2 separate regions of the Homo sapiens genome follow, and region 1 is linked to region 2. A link is a contact called in ENCODE Hi-C or POLR2A ChIA-PET data. All regions are on one chromosome and are shown on one strand. The core of a region is the stretch at or near the end of the contact, and the rest is flanking DNA. Distances in the headings are between cores, read along the strand shown.

What was found. A loop is a pair of places that touch in the nucleus more often than their neighbours do. ChIA-PET counts read pairs that join two places held with the same protein, here RNA polymerase II (POLR2A). Pooled maps may share reads with other maps.
Region 1: a pooled map shows a loop between it and region 2 (6-fold over the local background). The contact joins two enhancer-like sites. A Hi-C loop is called at or near these places in 3 of 50 pooled maps. POLR2A ChIA-PET finds 5 or more read pairs at or near these places in 5 of 52 experiments (A673, BJ, MCF 10A and 2 more).

The regions. Positions count from the first base shown.
Region 1 is chr6:140,081,539-140,084,238 of GRCh38, reverse strand. All of the region lies in intron 1 of LINC02941 (long intergenic non-protein coding RNA 2941), which reads right to left. The region is part of intron 2 of LOC107986652 (a long non-coding RNA gene); the gene reads left to right. Among named protein-coding and RNA genes, the nearest start is that of LINC02941, 110 kb to the right of the region's middle. Within about 2 kb of position 1,283, at least 3 of the 41 ENCODE cell types and tissues checked have a DNase peak (open chromatin) inside an H3K27ac peak, as active enhancers do; they include A673, where a contact is called at or near this core.
Region 2 is chr6:140,042,172-140,044,871 of GRCh38, reverse strand. All of the region lies in intron 1 of LINC02941 (long intergenic non-protein coding RNA 2941), which reads right to left. The region is part of intron 2 of LOC107986652 (a long non-coding RNA gene); the gene reads left to right. Among named protein-coding and RNA genes, the nearest start is that of LINC02941, 67 kb to the right of the region's middle. Within about 2 kb of position 1,436, at least 8 of the 41 ENCODE cell types and tissues checked have a DNase peak (open chromatin) inside an H3K27ac peak, as active enhancers do; they include A673, where a contact is called at or near this core.

The DNA of each region.
Region 1 (2,700 bases), core at 34-2,533, 40 kb before region 2:
AATCTCTCTTCTTAAAATAATGTGTTCAGTAAGCAAAGTTTTTTGGGGAGGTAGAATACTATTTCCTGAGAACTCAGCCTTAGTATCTATGTGTGTTCAGGTGTTTCTATATAACATTTCAATAGAAAAGTCAGATTCCTTTTGACCATAAAAAGTGCTTATCCTCAATAAAAAAAAAATAGTTGTCCTTTAATAGCTGGAATGTTTTAAATGTATTTTGCTGTATACCTTCTGTAACCTCTCAGCAGAATTTCATAAAAAGTTGAAATTGATGTTTTCCCCTATAAGTTGGTGAATTTCTTTAATTAGGTAAAAAAGAAGGAAAGCATTTGGAAACACTCATAAAAGAACTCCCAAACTAGTGAAAAATCAAGGCTGTCATAATTGACACAATGGAATAGACAAATGCTGGGTATTTAAAATACCTAGCAATACCAGGAAGACTGAAAAATCAAAGATCTAAAGCTCTCTCTTCTCCCTATTATTCAACAACATTAAACATTCCTTTAAATTCATATTAACATAGAAGATCCAGACAAACCAATAATTTGACAACTTGTAACAATTAATTAATTGTGTAGATTAAACCTAAAGCAAACCTTAAAATTAGACACGCTAAAAACATAGTTCGAAAGGTCACATGACTGGAGTTGCAAAGCCTGTTTTACTATGCTGCTGCTTCTTAGAAACAATTTATTGTGTACTGAGTCAACTTAGTAACATAAGATTTACAAATATGGAAGTATCTCAAACTGAAGTGTAGGTTTAATATCTGCCTATTGAAAATTTCTTTAAAAAATGAATTCGCTTGGGTTACTCTTACTCTTTGTTTTTTTAGCAGAGAATCAATTATTAAAATTTCATTCTTTCTATTTATGAAGTCGTTTTTATCCTTTCCTGAAAACAATATCCAACACTCATAAATTACTAGAACCCCTGAATATTTCCCAGAAAACAAAATGCAGTCTTTTCCTGAGTCACCTTGTACTTGTGCTGACAGATTGACTCACAGTCAGACTTGATGCTTTATGGTTTTTTGGCCAGACTTCCATCTGCACAACGGGTTGAGGTATAAGAATATCTCTGCCTTGGCCACTGTTGTTTTCAGCACAGCTTCACTTGTTCAGTGCCCTTTACTTAACCTTGATACAAAAAAAGAAGTCAAGCCTAGGCATTTGCCTTTTACCAAATAAAATTTTATTAAATATGTGCATTTGTGTCTGTGTGTGGAACTGGAATAGGCTAGGAGCAATGCCAAAAGGAAAAGTTGCAACACAAGTTTGAACAGCAAGTGTCTTTGACTTATTGCTGTGATTATACTAATTGCTCATCTACTTGGTGGGAGGTTGCAGGAAGCTGTTTTGAAGTAATCAAGCTGAGATGGGCCCTTCTATTTATAATAGTTCTGCAAATTCTTATACCCCAAAAAGACTTAATTGCATTTTTCTTCTTTTAAAAATAGATTCATTCTCCCTTCTTCTCACCATTTCCATTGCTTCAATCCAATAATAAATATTTGATAGCTTCTTAGTTATTACATGAATAAGCATAAATTATCCTTTATTTCATAGATCTGAACAGAAAGCCCTCAATATTCATTATTGGATTTGAAGTGCAATACAAACCTTCTACAAAATAACAATAATTCTTTAGGTAATCTCTTGTAGAGGGCAAATTTTATGCACATATCATTCTCGTGAAAGTAGTTCTGTGTTATGAGAAAAACAACGATGGCCTTTGCTCAAAGCTTCAATCCATATTTATTTAGTAAATATTTTATTGCTATGATTAGCATTGTTATATCACTGAATAGCATAGCATCAGCAGACATAAGTCTTTGTTAGCACCATATGTGGTCTTTTATACTTTATTTCAATTTATTCTGGGTAAGAATTTTTTAATAAAAATTCAAATGTTGATAAAAGACATTATTTTGGAACTCTTTAGGAGCATAGACATTTCATGTGCTACTTAATCCTTCTATGTGCAGTTCTCTTTTGCTATTTTATCCTGATAAACAAAGACTGCATCATGATCTGGTAAGAGCATGTAAAGAATCACTCAAACCCAAAGACCTCAACTGTGTTACTTCCTAATTCAATGGATTTGGATTTTTCTGAGCCATAGTTTACTTAGCAATATACACTGGACATTAATATCTATTTTAGAGTAGTTGTGAGATTAAGTAACTAGCAGCCATAACACATATGGCACAAAATAGAAACTAAAGTTTACAGTGACTTTCCTTTTCTTCAAAATACCCACAAAATTGTATTGCCTGTAATGCCTTTTAGTACTTTGGGCTTTAGGAACTATTTCTTATTCCTGTCTCTTGTTCATTCTCTTCTATCTTTAATTTCTCTTTAACTGTTAAGCAAGTATTAATATAACAAATGGTATGAAACCATTTTAAGAAAAGCCTACTTACAAATATGTAATTAGAAGTTCATAAATTAAGGTGTGATGAATTTCATAAAATGAGTCACAGAATTATTAAATACTGGACCTGAGAGAAACCTGAGAAATAGCTGGTCCAATCCTCTGGTTTTGCAGAAGAGGAAACCACAACCAGAGAAGTTAATTGATTTGCTTAGGGGCATATAGTTGCAATTTTTTAATGTAAAGCACTCTTGTGCACTTCAAATAATTACACTTTTAAAATTTTACTTTCATACTGTGTTTAAAAAAACTAATATTAAA
Region 2 (2,700 bases), core at 187-2,686:
AAAATGACACAAAAGATTTAGCTAACTGATTTTCACATTGGCATAATAAGAGGTCCATGAAATTGACCAACAGACCTTTTCCCTTTTCCTCCCCTCCCTTCTTTTCACCTTCCTTCCTTCCCTCCCTCCCTCCTTCCTTCCCTCCCTTCCCTCCCTCCCTCCCCCTTCCTTCCTTCCTTTCTTCCTTCCTTCCTTCCTTCCATCCTTCCCTCCCTCCCTTCCTTCGTTTCTTTCTTTTTTCTTTAATTCTAAGATTATACAGGATTGTGTAGGCTAAATAGAGCCCAGTCCTAACATCCAACTAGACCATGCCTCAGTCATCCTAATCCTAACAGAGGCTGCCCTGTGGTGTCTCTGTGATTGCTGCCCTAGGGCAGTCATACAGCAGCCAGGTATGGGAGTGAAAGTCTCCCCTTGAAAGCTAGCCTTCTGCCTTGAATCTATAACTGCTCAAATATCAGACTATATATTAATTAAGGGTAATATTTTCCCACAATTGTATCCCCAGTTAGGATTCTGTGAACATTCATTAGCTTATATGTTCCATGGTGAGAGACATCTCAAATGTATGACAGGTTTTATTCAACTGACCAGCTACCTCATTGAAGACAGGAACAAGTGATTGGTTCTCCTTTTCTTTGAATTCTCACCCTACTTACTCAGTCTCACATTATAGTTCTGACTCATCCTCAATAAACTTGCCATCTGATTGACAAATCACACTAAATTGTAGCACCGTCTCCCTCTTAAGCTTATATTCTAGAATAGAAGATACTAATGCAGACATTGACATTTATTAAAAAGGCAAAATGATGCATGTTGAAAATAATTTTCAGGAAGCTCAAAGCTAAATTTGATGCTCAGTTTCAGAAGCTATCTTTAGCCTATAAATTCTCTCTTGACCTAGCATAGCCCGTAATCACATTCATTTGCCCTTGCTTGAATAGTTTTAGCATATCTGTGTCTTTTATAAGCTGCCTCAAGTATTTTTGGAGAAAAGAAAGACTATAAATAACAAATGCAGTTTACCTCTAATAGAATACTGTAAGAGTTAAAATATCATAATTGCATTATTTACATGTAATGAATAAGGCACAGAACACATGTGGAAAAAAATAATGAATAAAGATGAAAGGTGGTTTTATAGCTCAAATCTATTTTGGGGAAACAGAGAGATGAGCAGCTTGATCATGTGAACTTAGAAAGGGCAGAACATCAAGGTTATCATCTTATCTGCTTGTGAAAATGATTGCACAATTTTTAGCAAGTGGTTCAGAGCAGGATCTATGTTCAATGACTCATCCAAGAGATGGCCCTTCCATTAACTCCCCAACTATAATACTAAGACATTCATTTAATTCTGACTCACATTGTTAAATGCCACACACTGAATCACCGATCCTACTACATAAAGCACCTGGCTCAAATGTCTCTATGAAATACTTATCCAGGCTGAAAATCTCCTCTTGGGCCTTGGAGACAGTAGTAACTGTGGTTACAGCTAGTTGCCTTGGAAGTCACATATGAGTTCAAGTTCATTGGCTCTCTGGATTCAAGATAAAGCCCAAATAGTCAATGGGTTTTATTTCTGCATGGTGCTTTATGATCCCACTTATACCTTTATTGTGTGCAATAAAAATTCTCAATAATCCCATTTCTGATAATTCTTGCTTTTAAAAATATTTCTCTTTTACTGTATGTTGTTTTCCTACTTGTGTTGTTTTCCACAGGAATGCTCTAAATATGGAAAAAAAATATGCTACAAGGGCCTTCAATTGAAATGCATTCTCTAACTGTCCAGATGTTCATTTCAATGCATGCATCATATAAATCTAAACTGATGAGAACGGTAATGGCCCAGCTCAGTCTGTTTTACTTGGTGAACTCTGAAACACAAATAATAAAAAATGAGCTTTTTAAAAAAAGTTATGAGTTTTACCAGCTCAAGAAAAGAAAACACCTTTTAAATTTTATTATTTTGATTTTGTGGACAATAAAGTTGAGTAGTCTTCTTACTATATAACAGACAAATATTACCTCTGTTTCAAAACCAGGTCCAAAAACTCCCTCTGTAATGAGGCTATGTTTGTAAAAAGACAAATAAAAATCCAAAGTAATCCCAGAACAAATATCAAAATATGACCGTAGTTTCTATTGCTTTTCTTTCTAAAGACTTTAAGAGATACTCTGTATCTTTACATTATCTTTTTACGCATCTCAAGTGTGGGCAGATGTGATTATTTGTATTTCTTCCACCTCTGAGAATTTACATGAAATTATACAAATGCCATATAATACAGCTTCATTTGCTATTTGATGTCCTTTGAGAGACTGGAAGAATACACTTCAAACAAGGCTCAGCATCGGTCCCTCATAGCACCCTTATTGTGGGGTTATCAAAAACAATCATTTCTTCTGATTAATAAATATGGCTAGGAATCCTCAGAGGTGGCTTCTATTTAATAGAAGGAAAGGGTGTCCCTGATGCTACATGATGTAGCTGGTCTTGCTGTAATTTCCACTCTGGGAGCCAGAGAGAGAGCAGCATCTATCTCCTCACTCTCACCCCTAGAGTGAGGCAACCTGAAAACCTGCAAATGTCCCTAGAGCAACCTTGCTCCTGGGCCTTCTGAACTCTATGCTGTCAATTGAGGTATAGTGCTGCATTGCTTATGTTTGACCCAGATCTTCCCCCAAAGT